Regions from separate parts of the Homo sapiens genome. Here regions 1, 2, 3, 4 and 6 are each linked to region 5. Evidence: chromatin loops called from intact Hi-C (ENCODE). Cell type or tissue: dorsolateral prefrontal cortex. All regions are shown on one strand. Region 1 overlaps PDE1C (phosphodiesterase 1C). Region 2 overlaps PDE1C (phosphodiesterase 1C). Region 3 overlaps PDE1C (phosphodiesterase 1C). Region 4 holds the start of PDE1C (phosphodiesterase 1C). Region 5 overlaps PDE1C (phosphodiesterase 1C). Region 6 has its middle 130 kb from the start of PDE1C.

Evidence for each region. A loop is a pair of places that touch in the nucleus more often than their neighbours do. Peaks named below come from ENCODE experiments on the same cell type or tissue, not always from the same donor. Only the 100,000 strongest peaks of a DNase experiment are listed, where the experiment ranks them.
Region 1: a loop joins it to region 5, with 3 times the contacts of the local background. A loop is called at or near these places in 5 of 110 quality-filtered maps.
Region 2: a loop joins it to region 5, with 3 times the contacts of the local background. A loop is called at or near these places in 19 of 110 quality-filtered maps.
Region 3: a loop joins it to region 5, with 2.3 times the contacts of the local background. A loop is called at or near these places in 11 of 110 quality-filtered maps.
Region 4: it touches region 5 in a loop (2.3-fold over the local background); 18 of 110 quality-filtered maps call a loop at or near these places.
Region 6: a loop joins it to region 5, with 2.7 times the contacts of the local background. A loop is called at or near these places in 2 of 110 quality-filtered maps.

Annotation. Positions count from the first base shown.
Region 1 is chr7:31,784,718-31,789,717 of GRCh38, reverse strand. All of the region lies in intron 16 of PDE1C (phosphodiesterase 1C), which reads left to right. Among named protein-coding and RNA genes, the nearest start is that of PPP1R17, 100 kb to the right of the region's middle. In dorsolateral prefrontal cortex, no CTCF peak of the experiment used is centred here; no DNase peak of the experiment used is centred here; H3K27ac peaks cover 2,960 bases.
Region 2 is chr7:32,059,947-32,064,946 of GRCh38, reverse strand. The region is part of intron 1 of PDE1C (phosphodiesterase 1C); the gene reads left to right. Among named protein-coding and RNA genes, the nearest start is that of PDE1C, 8.0 kb to the left of the region's middle. In dorsolateral prefrontal cortex, CTCF peaks have their summits at 2,614 (motif pointing right) and 4,798; a DNase peak (open chromatin) is centred at 2,576; H3K4me3 peaks cover 934 bases; H3K27ac peaks cover 4,755 bases.
Region 3 is chr7:32,037,146-32,042,145 of GRCh38, reverse strand. All of the region lies in intron 2 of PDE1C (phosphodiesterase 1C), which reads left to right. Among named protein-coding and RNA genes, the nearest start is that of PDE1C, 31 kb to the left of the region's middle. In dorsolateral prefrontal cortex, a CTCF peak has its summit at 2,578 (motif pointing right); a DNase peak (open chromatin) is centred at 2,585; H3K27ac peaks cover 1,566 bases.
Region 4 is chr7:32,067,707-32,072,706 of GRCh38, reverse strand. PDE1C (phosphodiesterase 1C) reads left to right here and starts at 2,300. Exons shown (of 18, transcript NM_001191057.4): 1 at 2,300-2,414. The coding sequence starts at 2,314. In dorsolateral prefrontal cortex, CTCF peaks have their summits at 1,628 (motif pointing right), 2,033 and 2,247; DNase peaks (open chromatin) are centred at 1,666 and 2,316; H3K4me3 peaks cover 5,000 bases; H3K27ac peaks cover 5,000 bases; H3K27me3 peaks cover 1,160 bases.
Region 5 is chr7:31,879,527-31,884,526 of GRCh38, reverse strand. PDE1C (phosphodiesterase 1C) reads left to right here. Exons shown (of 18, transcript NM_001191057.4): 3 at 3,667-3,780. Among named protein-coding and RNA genes, the nearest start is that of PDE1C, 190 kb to the left of the region's middle. In dorsolateral prefrontal cortex, a CTCF peak has its summit at 2,222; DNase peaks (open chromatin) are centred at 676 and 2,176; H3K4me3 peaks cover 1,332 bases; H3K27ac peaks cover 3,115 bases.
Region 6 is chr7:32,201,769-32,206,768 of GRCh38, reverse strand. It overlaps a transcript of PDE1C not described here. Among named protein-coding and RNA genes, the nearest start is that of PDE1C, 130 kb to the right of the region's middle. RefSeq lists an enhancer at 429-1,628. In dorsolateral prefrontal cortex, CTCF peaks have their summits at 1,960 and 2,161; a DNase peak (open chromatin) is centred at 2,218; H3K4me3 peaks cover 610 bases.

The DNA of each region.
Region 1 (5,000 bases), 95 kb after region 5:
TCCTGAGTCAGGAACATTTGTTTTCTCCAATTTCCTTTCAGACTTAAAATTGTTCTTATGCTTTTTTTCCCACTTCTGTAATACAGAATTCTGTTTGTTTTCTAAAAAAGATTATTCTATAGGAATCTTTATTTGATGGCTAATTTATTTTCTCTGTGCATTCATTAGTATAAACCTGAATGTTCAGCTGGTGACTGTACTGTTGAGTGGGAACCCATTGTTTCCACTGGTAGCATTGATAACTAAGTGGTTACTGAAATTTTTACCACTGGCTGGACATCTTCTTTTGGATATCTGTGGTTTTATTTCATCACTCTTCTTTTTATTCAGTAAAGTGCTAAGGGAATTAGTATCAGGGAGATATGGCAGATAATTCTTTGCATTTTAGTGAGTTTTTAAAAATACAAGATAGAAGTGGATTAATAGCACGAATAAAAAATAAGAATAGTAGATGTAGCATGGAAAGAGAATAACATTGCAGCCCCCTTGAGACCAAATTACAGGTGGGATCTAAGGGAGTGCAAGTAAAGTGGGATTTTATGAGTCTAAATGATGTGATTTAGATAAAAGTGATTCTTAAAATGTGGTTATTGGTCACACAGGAATCTCTGAGTCCTTCCCAAGAGTGAAGCACATGAATATGCTGATGATGAAGTGGGGATTAGTAATAGAAAGAGAGCTAGGCAATAGGTTTAAGTGTATTCCCCACTACAGATTTAATTTCTACATGAAAAAGCACGAGAACAGATATTTAAACGTCCTTTTATTACTAAGGTGAAATATTGGCATTTTTTCAGGCAGAAAGAAAGAGACTGTATGTGGTCTTCCTGGACCTTTGCCTTGCCAAAATGTTCCCCAACAGAAAGATCTGAAGAACTTTGTAGTATCGAATGCACAACAGCATGCTGATATTTGAACAGATTTCTTCTGTCAGCTTTACATTTTGCCTTGGAGAAACACTTAGATTTTTCTGTTGTGCTCCCTGTGTTCATAACAATGACCTCACCACATAATGTGGCCAGAAATTCAAATGACTTCAGGGGCCTAGCAGGTCAAGTAAATGAATAAAGCAAGCCATGTAATATCACAGTCATTGTGGTAAATGGCAATTCATAGTGGGCCTTTGTATCAGCAAGACAGGAAGGAGCAATGGGGACTGTGAGAAATTGGAGAGGGTGGGTGCTGTCAAAACAGGGTAGTTGGTAGGCAGCAACTGAATTTGAGCTGTGTGGGGATGGGGGTCCTAGATACCTAGGATTTGATATAAGCTCTCTCCAAATTTTTACATATTGACAACTAACTCAAAAACTTACAAACACTGTGCTAATCAAATGAAACATGCCTGTGAGCTGCATTCAATCCATGGGGCATTGGTTTGCAAGCTATGTTCTTAGAGGTGGTATGATTTTGTATTGAAATTAAATATAACCAAGAGTATGTCAATTTTTGACCTTGGAACCTGGACCTTTTACCTCATTTATATTCTGTATTTTTGTATGTGGGGCTTTTTGGCCAGTCAAAATAGAAAGTCTACAGCTTCCATTTTATAATCTAACAAGCAACAAGAAACAACATTTGAAAAAGAAACAGGAATATAGCCATTTTTTCTAGCACCAATAAAAATGGAAATGTTTTTCATTTGCTTTAAGTCATTAATCAGCTGAAAAAGAATAGAAAGAGAATTTCATTCCATAAAGAACTTCACCTAAAACTCTCAGTGAAGCAAAACAAAACTCCATGTAACTCACTCTTAGCTTTAAATCTTTAAAAAGTGTTTCGAAGGGATATTGAGTAAAAATGCAGTTATCTATTAAAAATACAAAATGCTATATTATATGATGCTATGAATTGATACTGGAGCTGATAAAACATTAAAGTAATTATTCCAAATCAGTGCTGACTGCAAAAGCAATATTTCCAAAGCTCTAGCTTATTTTCTGCGGTCTTTTAATTCCCTTGAAATAGCTTTCTTCAAGTTGAGCAGCAATTTGGGACAAACATTATTCTATTGCACAGATTATGGCATCTTACTCTGGTTTACACACACAGAGCAAGGGCTTACACACCTGAATTAAGAATTAACTAGCATGTGGGGACAGCAATAGGGATAGTCCTACCACAGACGAAACCATGCGCTCTACACGTCCCTGGATAAAATGTGACAAGTTAGCCCTTGAATTTGGGTCCCCATGTCACCAAATAGCTCTATATTTAAGTTGTGTTAATGTGGTACGTTTCAGTGGCATAATGACCCATTCTTATCGAGGCCTTTGTTCCATATTTTATTTGTGCCAATCTTTCTTAGGTTATGAGCCCTAATAGTTTATGGCAGCAGACAAGAGACTCATTTCTAACCCATTAAATTCAAATGGACTTTCTTCCACTGTCCATTTCATTTTTGGAGCTGTTATAAACTACCGAAAACATTTGACAGGATCCCATTGTGGATCTGATACACTTAAACAGTAAAATGATATCTAAACATCTGAAAGCCAAAGAATAACCTAGTGCACGTGTTCATTCATTTGTAGAATTTAAGCCATTGTATTATATTTTCCACTTGGAACCATGCCTTTAGATACAAAAGTGTAAAGTAAAAAGCAACATTATCATGGGATGTGAGACGGTAATCCAAAAGTTGAAGACCAATTTTTGTTATCCATATTTTGGAAGTATGGATACTGTTTATTTTAATATCACTTCTCTCATGGGTCACTTTTCCTTAGATAGGTAGGTAGGTAGATAGATAGATAGATAGATGATAGATAGATAGATAGATAGATAGATAGATAGATAGATAGATAGATAGATAGATAGATAGATAATATAATATATTTTCTTCTTTCTTAACCTATGAGCAGAGACTTTGATGATGGAAATTACTTTGTAACATTCCCCATGGAGCCTAGGAAAAACAATAGAAAAAAAGCATGAAATCTTTTTCTCATAGTGAAATAGAGAAGATTCTAAGATTGGAAATCTGTGTATGTGGTGTTCTATCCCAAATAAAGAGAATTTAGGGAATTCAGGCAACAATTTTTTTCCTAATTGGAAACTTTGTTCTGATCCTGAGATGCCCACACACCCCACAGGAGACGCAGTGCTGGCCCACCACAGTGTTTGGAACACGGTCAGCATTCAGGAAACACATTCAAAATCGTCTAACTGAATTCCACTATCCACTTGTGAATGCAAACAAAATTCAAATTTCCCTGAAAATTTATTCAACTTCTATATGCCAAGCACACTGCTAAAGGCTTATCTTCTAAGTATATGCAGGCATACCCTACTCACACAAATAGCTTATTACCAGAGATAGGAAATTGCAGGTAATTTGGGAGAAATTGTCATAGCCAAATTTATGGAAAAAATAAAATAAAAACTTCTCTATGGCCTCTTGATTTAAGAAAAAAACAGAACAATACAAAAAAAAAAAAGCACTAAAACAGGATTTATCTGAGAATGTCTTTCCAAAAGGGAAGATGACACCAATCTATATAAAACGTCAGTGGATTTACTGAGAATCCGAGTGGAAACTTTTAAAACCTTAAACAGACTCTCCTACAGCAAATAGATTCTCTATGTGCAGCATGAGGAATCACTGCATAGTTCTGCTCCACCAATAATATGATTGGTACAGCACCAAACCATGGCAAAGTTAGATGTTAAAGAACATAATGTTGCAATAATGATGTTATATTGGATCTTATGCATGAACAAATGGAAAGTAATAATTTATCAACTGTGATCCATGATTAAAGGCCTCATTATCACTAAGAAAATGAACTTAATGAAAAAAATTATAATGAGCAATGACAATATTCCTATAAAACCTCCCTCTGGGTATCAAGAGACATATTACCTGCCAAGGCCAGATTTTACTTTTTAAGGTTTCCTCTCTCTCACCAAAGACACTAGTGGGCACAGAGGTGACACTAGAGTTAGAATGTTACCAGAGTCATTTGCATTAGACAGTTTATCTGATCATGAACATGTTCCCAGGGAGATTAGAAAAATGGGAAGCAGGCCTCTAAAGATCCTCCTTGGACATTTGTAAAAAGGCTGGCTGCTTCTCCAGGAATGTCTGAATTAAGCAAGAATTGTGCCACTGAAATAGCTTCTTGTTTTTATATTAAACAAGGAACGATTGTGCAGTGGATGACCTGGACTGAAAGATGTATGATGGTCAAGTTTAAACATATTAATTCCTGATTGTTTTCTTAAATACCCACCCTAGTCATTTTTTGGAAAATATTGCCAGACATATTTGACATGAATTCATGTTTATTCTGGCTTCTGTTCCCAAGCAGAAGTGGATTAACCCTGGCAATGGCTGGCTTCACTAACTGTACTTGCACCCAGCCTGGGCTGCCATCTGCTCAGCCAGGAGAAGCAGGGAGTGGGGTGTGGGCCCTTTAAGTTCGCTCAGGGCACACTCATTCAGTCTCCCCTGAGGAGACCTTGTCCCCCTTTGTGGGGTGAATGCTGGCTGTTGCAGGCCAGAGGCAGTGCCAACTGGAGACTCATCCTCTCAGCTTTGGTCAGCTTCAGCCACGTATTCTTCATGAGTGCTGGCTTCTGAACCTGCAGGATCATTTCTCAGTCAGTTTATGGTGCAGGGTAATTCATTTAAAATAAAGCCCATTAAAACCCCATGGCTATAGAATGGGTTTTAAATAGATTGTCCTGGAGACACATCATTGTATAGTCTTTGCTTCCCTCTCATGACCTATCTTGGAGTAGAATTTGTGTACTACTGTCCTTGTCTTTGAGTGGGTATATGTGTGATGGTACAGAAATACAGTCACATATTATATTAATATATATAGATGGATAGGAAAAACCTACAGCCATAGGTATTGTCCAATAACTGATTCTAGAGGTAGAACTATAGAGTATACATTTCCTTTTTTCTTGCTTTGATGATATTTTTATACAATTTTATATGCTATAAAATTTTCAAAAATATATTTGCTATTTTCATTTGTAGAGCTTGGTTA
Region 2 (5,000 bases), 180 kb before region 5:
ATGTGTGGTGTCCTCTTGCAGCTCATCTAGTGCAGTACTGAGGGACAGATAGAAGTGTAGTCATGAGAGGTGATGCTGGAAAGGAAGGCAGAGGCTGGGTAGTGATACATGACATTTAAAAATTTTACTTTTTGTTTTACTCAAAATTATGTATGCTCATAGTTTGAGGAGGTGAGTAATTGAACACATTTTACTATACAACAAAAAAGTGCTGTGTTCTAGGTGTTCTTTCATATCTTCTAGAGAAATATATATATATTTTATGATACATAATATTTTTAGAAGTTTGTGTTTTATCCTTTCAGTTATAAGAAATTGTTAAAAGATGTTAAGCTGGAGAGTAACAAAATTAGATTTGAATTTTAGGATTGTAATTCTGGAAAAAGGGTGGAGGACAGATTGGAGATGCGACTCGAGGCCTGGAGACCAGTTGGGGAAGATGCCTGATTTGGGGTAGCGCTGCTGAAGATGAAAGAACAGGGGGCATGTTTGAAATGAGAATTGACAGAACATAGATTTAGAGTAGAGAAAGAGGAGCTGTTGTCTTCTGAGTTCTTTCAGCTTAGATGTCTCAGTGAATTTGGTGTTATTTGCCTCGTTAGGGACTATGGAGATAAGAGCAGGCTAGGATAAAGCAGAATGATAAACTTGGGTATAGATATGTTAAATTGGTAGCCTCTGGAATGTTCAAGTAGCTATTGGTGATGGCAATATGGAGCCATGGAGAGACCTTTGGCCTGGAGTGGTGGGTCTGAGAATCTTGGTTCTTATTATTAAATCCTTGCAAGGAGATGACCCAGGGAAGAGGGCATTGACCTGAATCTTACCAGAAAAGCAATTCCAGGAGAATACTTTAAAAAATTGTTGTTTGTTTCCCCCAGATTACATATTTAATGTATTAACTGGTCCTTTTACTCTCCCATTCAATTGGAATTGCCAGATCGTTCAGCATATTTTTATTGGGTTTCCATTATGTACTAGGTGCTAGGAGCTTCAGAAGGGATACGAAAATATCAGAAGAAAATCCTTACCATCAGGAAACTTAGAATATATTGAGGGAAACAAGATACGTCTTATACATGTGAAAAGGTTAAAAATCAACAACAAAAAAGAGGGCAATAATTAATTGCTGACTAAGTGATGTGGACGCTACATGCTAGGATTCAGAGAAGGGAGACATTTGTGTTTGAAGGATTGTTTTCGAGTCTTTCTTTTCTTAATAAAGATCAAGTTAAATCTCTCTGAAATACATTCTTAATGTATATTAAAGGGGAAAAATGTGAATATCAAAAGAAGTAGATTCTCACATTTACAGTGAAATTTTCTTTACTTGAATACTCATGCAGCTTACTAGTACATCATCACTTGATTATTGTAATTTGGTTATGCTAGTGTATTAGTTAATTACAACTCAATATTTAGCAGCAAAGTGCTTAATATCTTGACTGAGCTTTACAGCATTCCTCTGTCAGTTGGGAAGCAGCCCTCAGCAGAGAGGTTTCTGCATTACCATCTCTAGTTTTCAATCTTTAATTTTCTTTGGCTCATGGAAGACTACTTTCCTTGGTTTCCATTTCCCCACATGGAAGAAAAGTGTTTATAGGACCTATCTCCTGGATTTTTGAGAAACAACTAAAAGAAATAATTGTTATTAGGTTAATGCAAAAGTAATTGCAGTTTTTGCTGTTAGTTTTAGCGGCAAAAACCGCATTACTTTTGCACCAACTTAACAAATATAAGGCACATTACAATAGACTGGGACAGCTTTGAGAATGACCATCATCGGAGTTTCCCACTAGCAATAAAAATGAATTCTACAACAAATGCAACACTCTATTTCTGGAGGAAGTATACTGAATTCGTGTAAAGTGTTGGTATTCTTCAGGCTTTTATTGTACTGTTTATACAGAGTCCTCTTGACAGCTGTTATTAAACAAAATAAATGAGTCTTAATGACCGTAAGACAAAGCTAGATGTTCCTAGCTTGTGAGATTATGAAAAAACTAAAGAGAATCATTCCATCCAGAAGATATAAAAATTGATCATTTTAGGTAATGAGTTTTGTTCATATAGTTGAAGGAATACACATCTGTATGCAGAAAATTCAGTCATTCATTCACTTACCAAATATTTCTGTGGCACTTACTATGTGCCTGGTGCTGTGCTAAGCACCAGGGAATTAGTGGGAAACAAGACAAAGGCTCCCTCCCTCGGGGGATGTTCAGCCTACAGTAGAGGAATATATTAAACAATACTTCCATAAATTACTACCTGCTGTGACGAGTGCTGCAAGAAGTCCAGCACAGGGAGCTGTGAAAACATAGAAGAGAGGACCCAAACCTGGTCCGGGATTCAGAGAAGGCTTCTCTGAGGAAAAGAGACGCATGCTGAGACATGAAGATTATGTAAATTGTAGTTAAGTAGAGTTAGGGAAGCGTATTCTAGGCATTTAAGGCCTGGGATGTTTATACCTGTAAAGATCTAAAGACAAGAAGGAGCATGGCCCCTCTGAGAAAATGAAAGAAGGCCAAGTGGCTGCAGCGCAGACTGGAAGGAGGCGAAGGCTCCAGACACAGCTGGAGAGGAGCCAGGTCCGACTTCATCCACCAGGGGGCCTCAGCAAGGGGAAGCCATTATCAGTAGGCATGGATGTGAGAACTTTTTAGGAGGTAGATCCAACAGGACTTGGATATGGGGGATGAGGAAGAAAGTGGAATTAAGGTCAACTCGCAGGGTTTTGGCTTGAATCCCCAGGTTCTTTTTTCTTAGATTAGGATCACTAAGGGAGGAACATGTTTGCAGGTCTTGTCGTGAGTGGGAACAGAATGAATGGGGGATAGAGAGTTCAGTATGGGATGAGTTCAGTGTGGGACATACTGACTATGAGGGGAGATATGGGGAAGGCAAGAGCAGTTGGATAAGTGAGTCTGGAGATTAAACAGGTCTGGAGATATAATCTACAGCCCAGCAAAGTAAGCAGGAAAATTCTGTGTATATCTGAATGATGCCAAATTAATATATCTATAAATTTTGTAAGTAGAGAATACAGTTTAGTGTGACCCCTAAATAGTCTGAAGGAAGGTTTCAGAAGACCAAAAATTTATGTATATTTTCTCATTGGCATTTACTTGTTCAAAATATTGGCATTTACTTAGGCCAGCTAATAATCATAACTTTACTTGAAACTTATATTGACTACTTGGTATCATGCCCATCAAAACATAGGTTTGGAACAGAGACAGAAACCAGTATGGTCATTCCCAGTATTCCAAGGGCAGAAAGAGGCCATGACCCAGGGAGCCAAATGGGATGAGCCCTCATCACGGACCTTCTGGGAGGTAGAGGGCACATGCCATGGGGCTGAGACCTGAAGCCTGGAGCCTAGCCCACTGCAGAAGGGCCAAGTGAAGCTTGGCTGCGTGGAGGCTCTCTGGCTCTGGCAAGAGGCCTTTCTGCAGTTTAGGCTCCATTGAGGGGGCTTGGCCTCCTGTGCCTGCTCCAGAGGTGCCTCCATGGATATGGCTGGGCCTTGTCTCCTGGAGCAGTCCACAGTTCTGGCCACAGCGCTCACTCACTGTACCACCTCTGCCCATTCATGCCCTTTCTCTGCTCTTTAAGGCCTTCCTTCTATTTCTACCCAAATCCAAGGACCCATTGCAAGGACCCGGTATTCAATATTCTGCCAAAATACAGCTTTCCTTTCCCTTAAGGCCACCAGAAGAGCAATAATTTAGACAATCAGTATGAGAGTGCATGGAGCATTTTGTCTGAAAGTCACAATTGGATATCCAAAGACCATTAAACTGTTGTTTATCCAGATTCCAACCAAAGAAAATGCTTAAATAACCAAGACTTTTCCTACACTCTAGAGATACATCTAGTAAATATGGAAGTGAAAGATTAATCTTTGAAAGCTCCTTCCAGATGTTTTAGGAGTAGTTCAAATTCCGACTGACATCCTGCCACTTGTTTTCATTTGTCTCTCTGACTTTTGTCTAAGGATGACCCACAAAAGTTTATTGCATTTAGTATACCATTCCATGTGGGTGTCACTGGAAACCGTGTCTGCTAACTGTGAGGAATTTAAACACTTTCATAAATAAGGCCTTTCCTAGCTCATTAGTGAAATAGAAGGATTAATTATCATAAATCAAGCCTCATAAATGTTGTTTCAGAACTGCCATTCTGACTATAAAATCACTGACTGAAATTAGTCATTGTTAAAAAAAAAATGAAAGAATCGTTCAAAGCACCAATTTCTGGGAGATTTGGCATAGTTTCAGTGAAGGTAACTACTATAGCTCAGGAAAATTTGCTTCCAATGCTCATCTGATTTCAGTTGACAGAAGAGCTCAAAATGGTCCCAAGAAATGCATCTGCTAGTTGGCGCTTTTTTTCCCTGTATTTTGGACAATGGGCTCATTTTGCCATATTTAAATTGTTGAGATTTATAGAGCGTGTGTTTAGGGAGGCTTACATAGATGATGCTACTACAAGATAGGATTTTGGATGAAATAGGAAGGACTCATGCTCCCAAGGAGCCATGGCACTGATTCAAATTCACCTGGAATTGTAAATGACCAGCAGCTGCTTTCTGCCAGGAGTCAGTTTTGATAAGAGTTGGGAGGAAGGGCACAGAGTGGGGAGAGGGAAGGAACACTGCAGGAGTGGGTAGGCAAGACTTAGAAAAATTAGACTGACATTGAAGTGAAATTCAGCAGAAGATTACAGTTTTTGTTCTGGCTAAATCTACAAGGGGAAAAACAAAGTAGAGAATTGAAACAGCTCTGTGAATAATTCAATTAGAAAAAACCCTACTCCTCCCCTAATTACAGGGATAGATCTGTGAAGAGTGAGATTTTGTCTTAATCCTTTGGATTTATATCTACTTTGGCAGTGCCGTCACAGATATTAAGAGATAGTTTTGCTTTTAGCTTTTCTTACTGATGTTTATTTAAGCAGGAGACGGGCTCCCAGGAAGAAGGTCGTAAAAATTGCTT
Region 3 (5,000 bases), 160 kb before region 5:
GTATTTTTAATAGAGACGGGGTTTTACTATGTTGGCCAGGCTGGTCTCAAACTCCTGACCTCAAGTGATCCACCCGCCTTGGCCTTTCAAAGTGCTGGGATCATAGGCATGAGCCACTGTGCTCAGCCTGGCTTTATAGATTTTTACAGCTGTGGAGCCCCTCCTTTTTTTTTCTTCCCCAAATGAAGCAGCTTAAAGCTGAATAAATCAACGTCAAAAAGATCTGCCTTTGGTAGTTCATTTCTCTACTCTGCCAATTGTTCTTTTCTCTTCAGACATTTTATGTTTGAAAGTTTTCGTATTTGGCCTTAACCTAAAAGTTGAAGCTCTCAGGAAAGTTTAATGAAGACTTAACAAAAAAACAACAAGCTATATTTAAGTAATGTGATTGAAAGGGAAAAATCCTCACCTCCACCACCAGGTTCTTTTTTCAAAATTGTCTATTTTCGTACTTAACAGCTAAAGTGCTTTGAAGCGATGTGATCAGTCATACATGAATACATAACTCTTTATGCATAAAAAAAGTAAATAACAAAAATAGAATCGGATAAGAGAAAACATGTTCTGTATTTTTCTATCCTCTGATTTAATACGATACTGCCTTTTCAAAGTTCGTGAGGTCACTGCCTGAATTTTTCCCTTTTCTATTCCACAAGTGAAGTCACACTCAGCTCTGCTTTGTTTATTCTCATAAATTTGGGATGTCGAGGAGAGGGGGCTGGAATGATGAACTTCTAAGCAAGCTGGAGGGAGTATGGCAAGATGAGAACATGCTTTGGAAGGGTGTGTCTGTAGTCTTTGCCCTGCCATGAAATTGGAAGAGTATAGGGTTGGAATACAGAGCAGGGGTTTGGAGTTGTCCATACTTGGGTTAAAATCTGAGTCCTGTCGTGAACCTGGTGAAATGCTTGTGTGGGTTTCCCCTGCCTACTGGAATCTGTTTCTTTTGGTAAATGGAAATAGTATTTGCTTCCTAGGGTTCTTGTGAGCCTGGAATGAAATAGTCTATGTGAGGCACATAGGAAGACTTTGGTGTGTGGAAAGTCCTTAGTCACTGAAGTCTTGGGACTTCAGTACCGGAATTCAGTGACCACTATGCAGAAGGCTTACACTTTGAGATGATACAGGTGGAAGTCTTGGGTCATCTAAGGGAACAGGTAGGAAGCAGACAGGTCTTGTTCTTCAGGGGCTCTGTGAGGCAGAGTCTGGATCTTATTTACTAAAGCATGGAATCAGCCTTAACAAGGGATTGGTGACTGTCTTTTGGGGCACATGGAATAGGACTTAAAGAAGATTGGGGTAGGTGGGGCAGGAGATCAAGCTACGTAAGGGCAATAGGCATTGGGACATGGACCTTAATTAGGAAAGGAAAATTTTGGAAGGGCACAGTCTCTTGTGGCCATAGAATATCTTTCTACGGGAAGGCATTTACAGTTTGTCTTCATTTTTAGTTTTCTATTTTGAGGAAAATTTATGTTCTTTAAACTATCACAGAGTAAACAACACTGTATTTCATTGATTGAGAGTATACATTCTTGTGTCAGAATGCCTGGCTTCTGTTCAATTATATTCTAAGCATATGACCTTTAGTAAGTTACTTTATTTCTCTAAGCCAGTGGTTCTCGACTGGGGGTGATTTGGCTGATTTGGCCCTACGAGGGTATTTGGCAATGTCTACAGACAGTTTTTGGTTGTCACTTCTGGATATGGGGTATATTACTGGTATCAAGTGAATAGAGACCATGGATACTGCTAAATAGCCTATAGTACATGGAACATTTCCACCACAACAAAGGATTATCCAAAATGTTAGAGTGCCAATGTTGAGGTACATAGTTCTAAGCTGTACCTTCTTCTTTAAAAAGAGAATAACATACTTACCTTGTGGGTTTGTTGTAAGGGTTAAAAGAGATAAAGATTAAAAGTGTTAAGTGTATATCCTGGCTTTTAGTAAGTGTAAAGAACATTTTAGCAATTGTTATCAATGTTACTATTTTGACTTATTGTTGTTTATGTAGTAAATTTATGACTTATGTTTCATAAATGTAGCTGACAAGATTTTATAGGTGTATTAGATACATTTACATTTCACAAGGAAAATTTTTAGACGTACTTTTAATCATGCTTTGAAAGAGATTTTAAAGTTGTCTTGAAGGGTTAATATTGTGTGGCTTATATAAACACAGTATACTACGTTCTGAAACAAATTAGAAATCATAAGTTCCACATGCTATTGTATTTTACTAGTCCTGAAAAGCACAAAATCACAGGTCTTAAATGAAACACTTTGGTATTGTTGCACATTGTTACCTAGGAGGCAATAAAACAAAATATATTTACTGGGAAATGAAGTTCCATCCCTTACTTGTGGGGGTAGAGACAGTAAATTATAATAGTGATTTCAGTGAAAATTAGTAGGTACAAAGCAAATCACAATATAAATGGGAATAGATTCCTACTTAGTATACCCTGACAACACAAATATCCCTAGAAATTGATAAAAGTCCAGTGCTTCTGAAAGCATGGCTGAATGTGGAGTCACAGGCAAGTTCCTTCCTGCTGCGAGGTTCTGAATCGCGGAGCTCTGCCACCAGGGGACAGGGTCGTCCCCGTTGTCCTGCACTCTGGTATGTACATAAATGGAGGACTTTGTGTTGACTTTTCTACAATCAGTTCTTTAATCTTTCAGATGTGTTCCACCATTAGATCATAATCAAGAATTCTCAGAATTAGCACTGCAATTAAAGCATGTGAGAACCCGATGTGAGCAATATGGACTGTGAGATGTGCAATCATCCTTCTGCTGTCATACCAAATTCATAATCCTACATCTTTGATAATTTTGCCATGATTTTTTGGATAATTTTAGTAACTACAAGTGTGCTCTGTTGTTTGTAATAGTACTATCTTTACTGATCACCCCTACTCACTCATGACCCATTATCAAGAAAGTAGGTTAACCCTTAAGGTAATGCAAACAGTGCCTGTTTGCTGGGTAAACAGAAGCCCCATTCCTTCAGAGGACATAATGCTACTATTTGGGAATGAAGGTACTTAATAATAACAATATAATACTGGTGATGAGGATGATGATGGTGGTGCTGATGGTGGTGGTGGCCCATGAGCACAGTTATTGCTAACTTCATACTTTCACCTGTTTGCTTTACATCTGCTTTTCTTTCCTGCTGATTCATTCTATTGAGAAACATGTTCTGGGAGCATGATTTTGAGATCTGACAGATGAGATTCTGATGAAGCCATTGTAAAGCTTAAATCGCTTCCCATTTAGCATCATTATTTTGAATAGAAAGAAATGTTTCTTAAATTAGTCTCTTGTGTCGAAGATGAATCATGTTTAAAGGGTGCTTTTTGTCTTCAGATTCATAGGGTAGATGATCCCCCCTCTTTGATATCAGTGACTTACTTTTGCCACTGGCTTGGGTGGAACATTGTAGGAGCATAATTATACCAGAAGACTGTAAAAAGGCAATATATCACTAGCATTCAGAGCATGGATTTTGGGGTCTGAGAGATGTAAATTTAAATCCATTTTCCACCACTTAAACTTTGTGATTTTTCGGCCAGTTAAGCTTATTCTCAGGGTGGGGCTTACTAATGGTACCTAATTCAAAGGGTTGTGATAAGTAAATGAGACAATGCGTGTATGCTATATGGCCCAATTCTAGATATATATACTAGCTGTTAATATAATGCCTGCCCTCCCAATAAAAATTAATGGCCACAGAATGTCTTCCTTCATCATAATTAACTCTCTGCAAAACTTGGCCTCCCTCAGGCACTTATTCTGCTTGTGCGGGAGATTAATTCTTCAGGATCTCATTTATTGGAGGATTTGTTGGAATGGGGTCTGCAATAGGCGGAGGTGGGAGAATCTGTGTCTCATGCTTCAGGATGATCCTCAAGGCTGTGAAGGCAAAACTTGCAGGTCTGCATAAAGAGGCTAAAAGAAGAAATCCAACCCTTTTATCCTAAGATTCTAGGTGTCACCTACTACTGTTATTCTTTTGATCCCTGTATTTATCTTCTAGTAGGCTCTGCAATGCATAGATCTGTGGGCAGGGACCTTATGTTTCCACCATATATTTAAAAAGGGTAGGTGAGATTTGCAAAATGAAAGTCAGTCCATGTGGTTTGCATTAATAATACTACTGAGAGATTGAACAAATTGAAAGTACTTATTTTAAAAATAAGTCATACTGAATGTTTTGAGTTGAGTGTATTTTATTTATGGAGGTAAATTTTGACCTGACTCCACTCTCAGACTCTTCATTTCACTACAGGTTTACTGAGTGGAACTATGCAATTAGTAGTCAAGCACTGTGAGACATTAAACCAAAACCAAAACAAAAAATGAAATGTGGTTTCTGCCCTCAAGGAGCTAATGACATAATTGGAGAGATATAGGACCCAGACAGGTAATTTCAATATAAGTTATTTGACAAAGGTACAAAGTCATAGAGAATTTCAATATTAAGTTCTTGGATAAAGATGTAAAGATTTAGTTACATCTGCTTAGTTTGGGGGTTCAGAAAAGTCTTTCTGTAGATGACACCTGAGGCTTAAGGATGAGTAAGAAAAACAGCCAGATGTGGAAAGGTGGTATGGGTGTTTTATTTAGAAGGAATACTATGAGCAGATAGTTCATTTTTATCACCGCTTTTGTTATCTGAGTCCCAGTCCCTGCTCTGGCTTGAGTGAGGTTTGTATGCAAGAGAAGGGAAGGATTGCTATGCTGTGGGTATCCTTGTGGGTGAGGGGCAACTCCCTGCCTTAATTACCTTATCGTGAACTAGATTATCACTCCCCTAAGGGCTGCAAGCAAAAGACAGAAAACACCTAATAAAGACCTTTCTCTACTTGAGAACATGCAGTGTGGCCATTTGGGCTATGTGGACCACTTGTCTGTCAGAATGGCCCATTTCAAAGAAACCAGGAATCACTTTAAAATAAGAATCAGGGAAAATAAAGACTCCTACAAC
Region 4 (5,000 bases), 190 kb before region 5:
TAGAATAGTCTCGAGTATTACATGAGAGTAGAACACTTAGAACAATGCTTGGGCTATGGAAAGTTTCTGACACTTGTTTGCTGTTATTATCATTATTGTACTTCCACATGGTGCCAGCAGGCTGCCCAAGGTGCACACACTAATGGAAATACCCCATTTGGGGACCATGCTGCTGTCTTCCATTCTCAAAACACGTCACTATAAAAATTTCCTCTTGTGACATTCTATTTCCCCAGGGCACTGTTTCTCTGCTGGGTGACACTGGAAGGGTAATTGGTTTTATTCAGATAGATGAACTCCATGTTAAAATATTGCTTAATGTTACCATTGCCTAGTAATAATACCTTAACTCAGTGAAAATATATGCGCCTCCATAAACCTTAAAAGGCTGCCTTTAATGGGGCGACTTCAGATTTACCTGGCAGGTGAGTAGGTAAGTCGTTTTTCATCAAACAGGTCTTTTGTCTTACCTTGAGTTACTACCTTCTCTGCTAGAATGCATGGGGCCAGCCAAGCATCCTCATCACTCTCACCTCTAAGTTCTGGAAAATGAATGCCAATTATGAAGTGGGTGAGCATTTATGATTTAGAGACCATTTTATTCCTTTGTTAAGGTCAGGTGAATGGAACTTTACTTGAGCAGTGAAGAGAAACTAGTCCTCACTTCTAAGTTTATCATGCTTTTGGGAAGCAGGTAATCATCTAATAGATAGGAAAATAATTCTGAGAGTGTGATGGAAAGAAGTATTACCTGTCATTGAGGAAAAATACTGTATAGGGCATGCCCCACCCTGAATCTCAGGAACCCTGAGAGCCAGGTTTGAAATAGCCCCTGGTGGTGGCTTCACCTAGAAGGAAGTTTGACGGACCCTTCTGTGATGTCGCTTGCAATCATCTTGGGCATGGATTCCCCCAGTCTTTGGTTCCTCTCTTCATCTGTCCTCCCTCCCTGACTCCCAACTTCATACCTGGTCCCGTTCTTCCAGAGCATTCTACCTTATTGACATTGTTCATGAACTAGGGGAACCCTGACAGTGAGTTGCAGCTTTGTGGAGCTGAAACTTTGTCACCATCCACAGCCGCCCAGCCAGCACCCAGGAGGGACCCTCTTGAGTAGCGTGTGATATTGATCTGAAGAAACTTACCTCCTCACTATTGGTATATTTTCTCCTTTTCTTCCGCACAAGAGAGAGAGATGGGGGTGGGGGGGTGAAAGGGAGGGAGGGAGGGAATGAGGGAGGAGAGAGAGCGCGAGCGAGAGAGCCCCTTTAGCAAGAAAACATCAAGAGTTTTTGAGTGTGGTGTGTGGTTCCCTTCGTCCCCATCAGTCGCTTCAATATTTCAAAATGGATCCGGTTCTGTGGCGGGTGCGAGAGTGAGGCTGTGGGGGACCTCCAGGCCCAACCTCCGCGAAGCCTCGCGGCTTCTGCGTGCCCTGGCCCCGGGAGGATAAGGATTTCCCTTCCCTCCTACTTGCGCGCGGAGCCGAGCTCTTGTTGAGGTGAGGGTTCCGGAAGCCCACGCAGCTCCGCAGGTCGGTGGTGGCCGCGGCTGCCCTGCGGGGGTGAGTGTGCCCGGCCGGGGTCGGAGCCCAGCGTGTGCCCGGCAGACGGCGGTGCCCGCGCGCCCCTCCCTCCGCGCCCGCGGTGACAGCCCAGACACCAGCCCGGGCGCTGACAGACGACTTTTCTCACTTGTCAGTTTTCTCGCTTGTCAGCAGAGCTGCTGGTAAGTGAGAGAAAACAGAGGGGCGCGAAGGCAGGCGCGGCCAGGGAGTGAGCGGGGCGCTGGGCGCGGGGCGGAGCCGGGTGCGCGGCGTCCGGGTCAGGCCCCACCGCCCGCGCCGGCTCCCGCTTTGCTCAGCCGCCGCTTTTCTCTCCCTTCTCACTTTCTCTCCTCCCCACCCAGCCCTCCTTTTCACCTCCAAACCCTTTAGCTGCGCGCTGATCGCTTCTGTGGCTTTGTTTGGGGGTAGGGGGAGAATACGAATAGACCCGAGGTGCTTTCTCTTGGAGCTGGAGTCCAATCCCAATCCCTATCTCTATCCCTATCCCTGTGCTTATCCCTGGGCATTAGCCCGGGACCATGGCTGGTTCCCGCAGCTGCCTCCGGAGCGCACCTGGGGCCATGGTTTGCCGCGATCGGAGTCCGCTCTAAGTCGGAGTCTGGGGGCGCAGAAGGGGGAGCGCGCCGAGAAAGTGCCGGGCAAACGCGCGCCGCGCCTGGCTGGGCATCGCGAGCTGGGCGAGGAGACGGGGAGGGGACAGCCCAAACTATCTCAGCTTCACCGCCAGTGGTCACCTACCTGCAGCTATGGAGTCGCCAACCAAGGAGATTGAAGAATTTGAGAGCAACTCTCTGAAATACCTGCAACCGGAACAGATCGAGAAAATCTGGCTTCGGCTCCGCGGGCTGTAAGTATACCTATTTACTTCTCCTGCCCCATTTCCCGCTCCCATCCTTATTTTACCACACAGCCGCAGTCACGACTGCTCACCCTGTTCCTGCATGGGCCTTTAAATACAACCCTAGAAGTTCCACAACTGCTGCTCTGTTAATTACAGTCACTGCTACTTTTCTTCCAACACAGAGAGGGTTGTCTTTCTGTCTTAGAATGCCTTGCTGTTCCAAGTCATGCTTTTTTGGGGGGAAGGAGAGATGTCCTTTGATGAGTCAGTTATGGTGGCCCAATACTCAATGAGGTGTTTCTGATCCTTTTTGCCCAGGGAGAAAAGTTTGAGACCCAGACAGGGACTTTTAATTGAAGGAAGAATTTTTCTCTGCAAACTGCTTGCATACACTTGGGCAGGTGGTCCAAGAACTTACCAACAGTTAAAATTCAACATGCATTCTGGCTGCTACATTTCTTTTTTCCCTCTCCTTAGCCCAGTCGAACTTCTGATATTTCCTGGGGTTCTTTTTGGTGGAGAAATGTTTACTAGAAGGAAAGGCTCTTGTGGAGAAAGGGGGGGCAGAAACGATATTGGGGTTTTCTTGCAATATTTGAACAATGAAATAGAGTGGCCAGAATTCTAGTTGCCCTGATGGATGGAGATCTCTGAATTTCATTCACTTCATTGGGTTCTGTCTGTTTTTGGGTACTGAGGAGAGGTGACCTGAAAATACATGGTATTTTCTGTAAAAATATTTCATCATCAGTGAACTGCTGGTCACTCCAGTCAGGAGCTTGAGGGATAGCTGTATATTCACAGCTTGCTCCTCAGTCACTGGGCAGGTCCCAAAGACACCTTCCATTACTACTAGATACTACTTTCATCAGTCATTTGGCATCAGATATCTAGTGTGGTTTAAAAATATGGCTTTTCTCCAAGCATATTCTCTAGACATTCTGTTTCTAACAAGGGCACTGATGGGAAAACCAGCTTCCTGCCAGTTTGTTTGTTTTGCTGCTGTTATTGTTTTTGAAAGCACACACACAAACAAAAGACAAATAAAAAATGTGTTGATCTAAGTTAGCTTGATATTCAAAGTTTCTAAGGAGAAGCATTAAGGTAGTATGTGTTTCTTTAAGGGGTCCTTATTGACAGGTGCAATTTATAAAAGCCATTCCATATATAGTCCAAGTGAGCTTCATTGCCATTGATTTCAATGGGAAACCATGCCAAATAATTTGATTTTTGACTTGTCTAGCCACCGCTAGTGGAGACTGTAAATTTATTTGGAAACCTTGTCTCTGGCTGGCAGGCTTTCCTGACAGTTTAGATGCCTGCAACGCAGCAGCTCTCGGAGTGGTGTTTACAGTAATCTCATGTTATATTTAGTGAACATTACGTCCGATTGTATTGTGCTGCACACAGAAAGTTTGTTGTGTCCACAAAGTCTGGGCCCAAAGTGTATAATGTGAAAGCGTTGTCGAGCTGGATTCCTTGCCATGCTGACTAGAGGGATTCATATCCATACACCCAGGAACTTCTTCTCTTGGACTGCTTTTCAATTTAAACCGACTCCATGGAGACATTTGGGCTAGAGACAAGTGTTTGGTCAAATCAGCAATGCTGAGGCGGGAACTTGTGTGGAAAAGCATTAGCACTTACAACACTGCGTCGTGTAGCTTTCTCAGTTTCATATCTGCTAGGCTTCTCTCTCCAAGGTGTTGCAGTGTAATGTAACTACATTTTCATTTTCTAGTCTCTTGTATCTACTCAGAACCTAGTGCTTTTGAACATGAAAAGTGTGGGGTGATTATAGCTTCACTTTCTAATTTGAAAAGGAGATGCTATTATTTGTTATTATTATACATATTTTTACCAGTATGTGATCCTTACCACTTCTTCTTCTTCTTCTTTTTAAACATAACAGCAGTGCTAGAATAAATAGCTAAAGACTCTGGAAACCAAAGCACACACTCTTTTATACAACTTGGAATAACATTTTTGCAGTCCACAACTTGGAATAACACTTTGCCGTCCACAAAATAGAAACCCTTAGGGGAAGGAAGGGTGTGTGCATATTTGTCCACACAACAGATTGTCAGTAAGAGAAAGGAAGCTGCTCTTTCAACATTTTAGAAAGCCTCAAACCATAATTGGATTTTCATACCAATATATTACCATGACACCTTTATAGAAAGGGCTCTGTAGGTGACCACAGATGGTCAGGAATTCAGTTCAGCTTGTCTGAGAGACATCTCACTTCAGGATGTGATCATCAACTCACGCCTGGATTATTCAATGTTATCGCATCTCCTTCTTGTTGGTATCGCCCGTATTTAATTTATTGTTGAATTTTTCATCTCCTCCATTAGAATGTAAGTTCCATGAGGACACATACTTACTCACTGCAATACCTAGAACAGCATTTAGCACATAGTAGATGCTCAATCAATAGGTGGTGAAGCATAAAAACCCAAATGTGAGCTTTTAAATATTCAAAATGAAGATAAATATATATTTAGGACAGCTTATGGCCGTGAGACCTGTCAACACAATGAGCCATGAGCTAGCTAGGATGCAGGTTTTATTAACATCATTGCCCAGGTT
Region 5 (5,000 bases):
GTGACACCCAAACAGGAGATGGGTATATACAAAGCTGGTCACCACTTAACTCTTTTTAACAATAAGTTCTTGTAGTCTTTCTATTGTCATGTTTTTTTCTTTTTAAAGAAACTTCTTATTGTGTTGATTTGGGCTTTTACCTTTGTTTCAGAGATCTATGGGTTTTTTTTGAATTGTATTGAACACACAGCAGATGCTCCCTAAAATTCACTTCTGTTTCCATTAGTGATTTTTTTTTTCAAAAGTGAATCCTTTCACATTTTGAATGCTGTATTTTCTTCTGTCTTTATTGCTGCATCTCTTCATGAATTTTTTTTCTGTTTCATCATCCTTGAGTAAAGAAAGGTGAATGTCAGCTGGGTGTTCTTCCATAAACAGAGTGACGGGTTGTTCTAGGTTCCCTCACTGTCTGCCAGGAAGTTGATTGAATCTTCTGCTCATCTCATAAGCTGGAAAGACAGGGTTACATATAAATTTCTAGTGCCTCCCACGCATCCAAAAGGTGCATTATTTCTGTGTCATTTCCTCTCTGGATCTGTTGAAACCACTTGGCTAGGGTTTTGCTTTCTATTTACAGCTTCCTGTTGGGTCAGAACTTCACACTGAATGCATAAATGTGACTGCCTAATGTCTGCCTGGCACCACTGGTGACTACATCAGGGAGAAGCCTCTGAATGGCTGATTTTCTGCTAATTGTGGCACAAAGCCTGGGTCTCCCTGATGGAGCCGATTTCAGTGCTACTCATTGGAACAGCTGAGTGAGATTCTAAGTGAAGCTTTCCCTGAAGGCCCCACTCCTCTTCTGGCCCTGGGGTCCCAGCCCCCTGATCACAAGGTGATATGAGGCCCCTTCATGACTTGATTCTCTCAATACTGTGCTTTCCCAGGAGTGGGAATTGTTAAAAATTAGTGGCTATACATCCATAGTCCATATAATGTCCTTAATAATTCCAATTATTTTTCAACTGATGAGAATTAGCTTTTAGTTTGTAAAAGTGGGAGAGGAAGTGTTTGTATGAGAAATAGGAGATTGTCCTAGTAAAAGGAGACGTGTCAGCTCATTTTCATGTTTAGTTGTCCTTGTATTATCAGCATTTTATTTTATCTGTCTCTTCTTTCCAGAATCTTTTTAAATTACTTGTCCATTTGGTACAGTTTGAGTTAGTTAAATCTAGGTCATGAATCAACAATCCATTTAACTGGAGACTCACGAATTCACTCCCTTGGAAGACCACTGTGCTTAAAGTTTTTGTTTTTGTTTTGTTTTCTGGAAAGGATATGAATGATAAATTTTGAAGTTGTTGACACCTGAGAATGTATTTATTGGCTTCTTATGTACTTGGTAACTCTGTAGATGTAGATATAAATGTCTTGAAGTTTCCCATATTATTCTCAAAAATTGGTACTGTTATTAAATTGCTTTTTGATGTTTGACATGATAGAAGTAGATGGCCAGGACAATTTTTTGTTACTTTGTAAGTATTATATTTCATTTTCTCAAAGATTTTCAAGTTTGTTTCTTTATTCTTTGAAATCAAAAATTACAGTAGCATACATTTGATGTTTTCATTTACTTTTAAAAAATTGTATTTGATCCCTTTTCATCTGCTTATACAGGTTTTACTTTAGCCTAGGAAAACTTATTCAATTAAAGCTGCTTCTGTTGTTTATTTCCTAGGGAAGTTCTATTATAGGTAGATAGGATCTTCTGGCTTTTACTTCTATTACTCTTATAATTTTTCTCATCATTTTCTTGGTTTTTGTCATTTCCTCTTAGGTTCTAGAATTGAGATGGATTCTACTAGAGTTACATGTCAGTTCCTGATAGAACCTGTAAGCCCCAAATGGAGAGAGGCATTTTTAAGAAGTTTAATTTTACTCTTATGTTTGAGAGTAAACTTTAAAAAGTCTAATTTTACTTTCATTTTTGAGACTAAACTTTGAAAAGTTTAATTTTACTCTCATTTTTTCGTTTGGGAGTCCAAACAGCCTAGGGGATAGCTGGGCACCTTGAGGTGAGAATCAGAACTGGAGGCAGACTTAGCCAGGAATGTGTTTTGCTAAAGAGCTTCCAATCCTTATTTGGAGCAGCAGTCAGAGCTCCCTGCTGCTGTCTCCCCATTCTTTGGCAGGCTGGCTATCCTTCTGTGTGAGTGACTGGCATGCCCTTCCCTGCCAACTCCCTGTCTCGTGCTGCCTCTGAAATTCAGAACTCTTCCCAGTGCTGCTAATGGCATTGCCAAGGCTGACCTTCACCTCCAAGCCTGCAGGGGCCTCTGCTGATTTCCTTTGCATATTTCCGTTTGATATATTGCAGATTCGTAATTCAGGTAGATACTACCTGAATCTAATGTTATTTGTATTTTATATCATTGAAACTCCTGGAAATTATTTTATGGTTGACCCTCTTGCTTACTTTTTAAGGTTGATCCAAGATTTTTTCTCATTCTTTATTGTGGGTCATTTTCATGCAAATCAGGAAGGGAGTAGTCTATACCTTGCCATGAAGGCAACCTATTTGAGGATATTTTGATGTCAGGAAGGTGAGAACAGATTGCGTATACCAACGGGAAGTGGAGATTTGACAATCATTTTAAATATCTTGCTAGAATTTTTCTCATTTGGTTATCTGTGGTGATCAAAGTCATTGAATAATGACAATAGCTATAACGATTGCCTTTTCAAAGAACAACCGAGTCACATACTCTATATCAATTTCATTTAATCTTTAGGTCAACTTTAGAAATTTCATACTTTGCTCTTCATTAAGATAACACTCAAAGATGTTACATAACTTACCTAGGGTTGCACAGCTAATAAGTTATGAAGTGAGCTTCAAACCCCAGTTCGTCTTCAAAGTCTCTACTCTTTTCATTGCTGGTTATCAAACAGCCTGAAGAGTTGCCCAATCTCCAAATCTCTGTGGTATTTACAGTATTCTCAGTTACCGCATGTTGATCATCTGTAGTCATTTTATTGTTCTCATGAATACTAAGTCCTCTGTGCAGATAATGTTCATATAAATAACAGAAAAAACATGTTTTATTGCTTCTCTTGTATAGTCTGGAATTCCTCGGTTTAAAATCAATCCTCATATTTTCTTTTCTTTTTTAACTAGGGTATTTATCTCCTCTCAGAGTGATTTTTTCTGTCCAGTAAAACAATTTACTTTCATCTATTCCTTCTGTAGCCCTCTTGTGGTTCTCAGTGGTTTATATGTTTTCATCTGTCTTGGGACATGCCTGGGTCATGGGGCTGCCATTATCTGGGGCCACTGCTGGACCAAGTGCCTTCAACAGAGCAGAATCTCAAGAGGTATTTGGTGATTTTGCTGCTGGTCAGGCTTTACTACATCCACATAGAACAAAAAAGATGAAAATTTGAGAAAAAGCAAAATCATTGATAATTTAGGATTCATAAAGATAAAAGCTAGCTAGAAAGTATGGTCAGTGCCTGGTTGGAGAGAAATTTTTTCTTCTTACTTCACAATGGCAAAAATGTATACATTTATTTTATTACCTGCTCCTTTGGTCCCATAATTATTTTCCTTTCAGATGTATCAGAATAAGTGAGAATATTCGATGACTGTAAAATGTATCACCATAGTTGTAGGATTATTCTTTGTTTCCTCTATTCTAATGAAATTATGTCTTTTTATTTTTCTAGATTACGGTCTTTGGTCAAACAATTAGAGAGAGGGGAAGCTTCAGTGGTAGATCTTAAGAAGAATTTGGAATATGCAGCCACAGTGCTTGAATCTGTGTATATTGATGAAACAAGGTAAGCTAAAAATAACAAAAGAGATTAGTATAGTGATAGTAAATTTTCTCTTAAATGGCTTTTCTGAAATTGTCCCCCATGCCAGGAATGGGGTGACATTCAAATTACTCATCTTTGAGTTTTAGTTTCCACAAACAAAGAGGATAGATTTGGACAAGTCACTTACTCTCTGTACCGCCTCATCTATAAAAGGAGCTAATAGAACAAATCTCATATGGCCGCCATGACAAGGAAGTGAGATCATGAAAGAGGAGAAAAACGAATTTTTAAAAATCCACTAAGATTTTAAAAATCAGATATAGAGCTCCATTGTAATTATTGTATGTTTTTAGTGTTAGTCTAAAAATTGAGTTTATGTTTTAATTCATAATGTCCATTAGTAAATGGAGGCTCCTGAAGTGATCGAGAAGCATGTGTTCTCTTAAGCACCCAGCATTCCCTCTTCAGTCTTACGTATGTCGCTGATTTACTTAGCAGGTTTATTCCACTTGAATTATCTAAACGTATTAAAGCGGTTTCAGTTACTACATACGTTTGAAAGTTATAAAATTGCATTTCTTTTGAAAAATGTTGAAATGTTGAATACGAAAGGTGTGGTTTTTTTTCCCCCTAATTTAGACAGGCTTCTCTGTCAGTATTTGTGATGTCTTTTATTTGCCAAATTCCAATCTGAAAGTATTTCACAGTAATCTAAGATTTGTATGGTTTACTATTATTATTATTTTGCTGACACACTTGGTTTCTAATTTAAGGAAATTCGATATCATAGCTTTTTTCCAAATGTTATGTTTCCTCCGCTTACCTCCACCCCAATTGGTAAGTCTAAAGGAAAAAAAAAATCCAAACACCTTTACATTGGCAGCTACTTTTACTGATGATTTTTAGTTGGGTTTACTGTAAATATGACATGCTATTTTAGGTTTTATTTTAACATTGCTCTTTGTGTTCGATTCTAGTGGTCTGACCTATGAACAAGTTTGAAAAATCAGCAAAACACAGCTATTAGATGATTAAATCATTGTGCGCAAATAAAGAACTGCATTATTTTGAAAATTTTCCTTGAATTTAGACATTTAAATTTTGGTAGCAACCTGGAAAGAATCTTAATTGTCATCACTTAGGATCACTACTTCAGAGGACTGGGTTGCTGTGATTTGGTAAATACTTTGCAAAGTCTCTTAAGTATCCATTTATATTTTTAAACAAAATAACGTCACATG
Region 6 (5,000 bases), 320 kb before region 5:
GAGCCACCGGGTGTGGGCACTGCCATGCTCTGCAGTGGGCAGGGTGAGCTAGAAGAATACCTCATGTGGGTACTGCATGGTGGGCACCTCACATGGGTGCCGCATGGAAAGTACCCCATGTGGGTACCGCATCGTAGCCACAAGGGCAGTGTGGGGAACAGCTGATCTCCCCTGCTCAGGTCCAGGCCTCAACTTGGTGAGGAGCTCCTGGAACCCACTGTGGCTCCTGACATTGGGGACTTCTGGGATGAAGTCAGCTGGCTGTGGGGTCCCTTTCTAGTCCTGCTCTCTGGGATGCTGGTGAAGCTGCCCTCCAGTGCCAGGCCCTAAAAACCCTCCTCTCTAGACATGTCTGTTTTATGCAACTGTCGGTCTCTATTAGACAGTCAGCTCCTTGAGCCCATGGGCCGTGTCTGGTTGACTGCACCTGACCTAGAGAAAAACGCTGATTGAAGACTGCATAAACTGGCCCCTTTCTGCTCCTTTCCCCCTGCTCCTCTGCATCCTAATCAGTGAGCCGTCCCATTATCAGCATACACAATCCCCAAATCCCCCCAGAATATATCCTCAAAGGTCTCCTACATGCTAGTGGGAGAGTCCCCAGCAGCCACCATGTAAGCTCTGGGGGTCAAGCCGGGGTTTGAATTCTGTGTCCAGAATTATGAATTCTGTGCCGCGTTGAGCAGGTAACCTTACCCCTCTAAAAACACATTTTCCACACCTTGATCCTAGAACAGTACTGCGTCTAGAATCGGTTTCTTCTGGTGGGTTCTTGGTCTCGCTGACTTCAAAAATGAAAACATGGACCCACCTGGTGAGTGTTACAGTTCTTACAGATGGTGTGTCCATAGTTTGTTCCTTAAGATTTTCAGATGTGTCCGGAGTTTCTTCATTCTGATGGGTTCACGATCTTAATGACTCCAGGGGTGAAGCTGCAGACCTTGGCAATGACTGTTACAGCTCTTAAAGGTGGCATGTCTGGAGTTGTTTTCCTTGGGGTTGCTTCATGGTCTCGCTGGCTTCAGGAGTGAAACTGCAGAATGAGTGTTACAGCTCATAAAGGTAGTGCAGACCTAAAAAGCCAGCAGCAGGAAAATTCATTGCAAAGGGGGAAGGAACAAAGCTTCTGCAGGGCACAAGCAGACCCAAACGGGTTGGCTGGGGGGTTGGCCTGCTTTTATTCTCTTTTTTGGCTCCACCCACATCCTGCTGATTGGTCCATTTTACAGAGTGCTGATTGGTCCGTTTTACAGAGTGCTGATTGGTCCATTTTACAGAGTGCTGATTGGTCCGTTTTTACAGAGTGCTGATTGGTGCATTTACAAACCTTTAGCCAGACACAGAGCACTGATTGGTGCATTTACAATCCTTTAGCTAGATAGAAAGGTTCTCCAAGTCCTCACCCAACCCAGAAGCCCAGCCAGATTCACCTCAATGCTAGAGCTTATTTCCAAGTTGTTGTGGATGATCACATGCAAGGGTGAATGTTAAAATACTTGAAAACATGTGACGTGGTCACTGAACATCAGAACAGATGCTGGTCATGGACTATGTGAAGGACTAGAGTCCAGGAGACCCCTGACAGGACAGACATGGACCCTTTAATTGCTGGATGAAGCTGGGGCAGCAGAGGTGGATATTGGCCCTGATAACCTGGAATTCATTATATGAAGCACAGGGACTGTATACCACAAGCGCTCAATAAGTGTGGCTGGTTGTTATTACCTTGAGTTTTCAGCCTTCCTCCCCTCTCTTCTTCCCTTTTTTCTTTAATTTCATATATACTTATTGAAGACTTTTCTGTTCTTCTGTGAGCCATGGAGATAACACAGATGAGTTGGTTTGTCTTCAAAGGGTTTGCAGTCTAATTAGGGAGACAGAAGTGACTACTACAATACAGCATGTGGAAGGAAATGCTAGCAATTGGTAGGAGGAGCTGGGAGAGTCAGAACGGGGACGCTTCAGCCAGCCTGGTGTGGAGGTGAATTCAAGGGAGTCCTCCTGGAGAAAGTGAGCATTAGCTGAGGCTTGAGGGTCTGAATGGGGATAATAGGTAAAAAAGGTAACTTCTAATCTTCATTGGAAAAAACTCCAAATACCACATGTAAGGGAATGAAGGCCACATGTAGTGTTCAGACGTGGCCACATGTAGTGTTCAGACGTGGCCACAGTGTGGCAGAAAAAGCCCAGATTTTGGTGGCATCCCTCTCCTCTAGAGGACGTAAAAGACGCTGCATTCAGTGCATTGGACAGAGCTTCTGTCAGGAGTCCAGGGCATTGGAGGAGCCCGAGCGAGGGAGACAGTGCCCACAGAGCTCTTGTGGCTGGGCAGCTGTATGCTGGAGTTCTGGTTGCTTTCCTGAGGGAGGACTAATTTCTCCCCCAAGATGAGCAATCGTGGACAAGAAAATACAAAAGTCCTCCCTTATCTGCGGTTTCACTTTCCCAGTTTTGTTACTTGTGGCTAATAGCGGTCTGAAGATATGAAATGGAAAATTCCAGGAATAAACAATTCACAAGTTTTGATTTGAGTGCTGCTCTGAATAGCGAGATGAAATCTCACTCTGCCCCACCCACGATGTTAATCCTCCCTTTGTCCAGTGGATCCATGTGTAGATGCTACCTACACGTTAGTGACTTAGGGGCCCTCTCGTTTATCAGATTGCAGTGCTTGTGTTCAAATCACCCTTATTTTATTTAGTAATTGCCTAAGTGCAATTTCTAAGTGCACTTAGTAAAAAGTGCAAGAGTACTGATGCTGGCAATTTGGATACACCACAGAGAAGCCAGCAAGTGCTTTCTTTAAGTGAAAAGGTGAAAGTTCTTGACTTAATAAAGAAAAAAACTGTATGCCAAGGTTGCTGAGATCCACAGGGAGAGCGAATTTTCTATCTGTGAAACTGTAAAGAAGGAAACAGAAATTCGTGCTAGTTTTGTTGTTGCACTAAAGCTGCAAAAGTTATGGCCACAGGACAGGATAAGTGCTTAGTTAAGATGGAAGTGTTATTAAATTTGCGGAGGGTAGACATGAGCAGAATCGTGTTCTGATTAACAGCAATCATGTTAGGCACCATCCCTGGTTTCAGGCAGTTGTTGGAACGTACCCCCTCGGATAATGGGGGACTACTATAGCGGTATCAAAAGCAATAAGAAAATAGAGATTAATTAAGAATCCAGGTATTTTTGGAAATAGATTTTCCTGTGAAAGAGCTGGAGTACTTAGGGTGGATGGGGGAGTGAAGCAAGGGGCGGCCCTTCGTATTTTTGTGCTGGGTGAATGATCACCTTCCCTCTGCAGAGATGGGAAATGGAAGGCAGAGATGTGCAGTGGGGTGATCGCTGGGGTTGGTTGAAATAGAGGGAGGCAGCACCTATGACATGGTGATGCCATGTATGGAGCCCCAGAGGGAACTCAAAATCATGTCCGAGACAGTGCTAGAGTTCAGCCAGGGAACTTTACTAGATCAGTTGTTATGGCTAGGAGGGTTGGTGACAAAAGAAGGGAGCTTGAACTGGGGATGGATGAAGACAAAAAGAAGAAGAAGAAATATGTGGGAGGAACGACTGAGAAATGCCATGAGTGGGGGACTGTGTGGCTGGTGGCTGGGCTTTCAGTGTTCTCGGGGGCATGTACTACGTTTGAGACAGAACCATATAAGGGATCCAGGACAGATGAGATCACGTACATGTAGGGTGCTATGGCAAGCAAAATAGTCAAACTAATAGAAATGCAGAATTGGATGGTGTTTGCTAGGAGCTGGGTGTGGGGAGGAGCAAACAGGAAGTTGTTGCTCCATGGGTATAAAGTTTCTATTATGTAAGATGAATAAGATGTGGAGACCTGCTGTACAACATAATCCCTGTAGTTAACAATATGGTATTGTTCACGTTAAAATACATTAAGAGGATAGCTCTCATGTTAAGTTTTCATACCACAAAAACCAACCAATCAATCAACCACGCAAGCAACACAAAAGAACACAAGACAGCTGGCTACTAGCTTCTTATCTACACTTATAATCATCCTCTCGAAGCTCCCCCAGTGACCTGTGACACATCCATGTTTCAGAGCCACAGTTAGACCCCAACTTGTGTTGACCCAAAATTTCTCTGCTTGCCCACAAGGGGACTTCACCACCTTATCTTACCCCATTTCTCCACCCCTTTCATCAAACACAGTTGTTATCAGGCAAGCCGATCAGCTTGGTTCAGTCAACAGATGTATTCATTGGGATTTGAAAGATTTCAAGTTAAAGTAGAGTTTACAAATGATCCAGTCCAGTGCTCACCACTCTGTCTAAAGCTCAAATCCCTTGTATGACATCCCTGTCATGGGGTCATGAGCTCTTTGCAGGAGCCCATCCAGCGGAGGAATATTCACTGTGTCCTGGAAAGCATTGGTGGTTGTGGTCAGAGTGATGGACTGGCATGTGTATGGGGGTAAGGGGCAGGACACTGAGACTCACTCTGCCTTCTCTTTTTGAATGTGCTTGATAGAGTCTTTGAAATATATACAAAGACATATCCCTAGGTCCCTAATATGTTAGCCAGTGGTCCACCAGTGGACTGGCTGATGATTCCATAAGTAGCTTCTAAGAGTTTATGGATGATACATGTAACCCAGATGTCAGCTGGAAGCTCCAAGTCCATTGAGATCTAGGTGAAGAGGCTTAACACTGCTGTTGTGTGCTGACATTTGGAAGTTCAGAGCACTCCCTGATGCTTCCGTGAGTACCTGGGATGGTGGTGTTCTTCTGACCCTGATTTCCTACCTCTGTCGATTGCTTTCCTCTATTTGCTTCTGGCTATCTTCCTATTGCTCTGACATAGTCTCAGATGTGCTACGAAGCTCCTCCTCCTCCTTTTTCTGGAGAGTAACCAAAGGCATTGGTCAAAGCAGAGCTTGACTGAAGATTAAGAAGGGATGAACAAGAGAGAGCCACAATATGCACTGCAATTGCAGACAGACCATTTAAATTCAGTTTGATTTTCAACAGTCC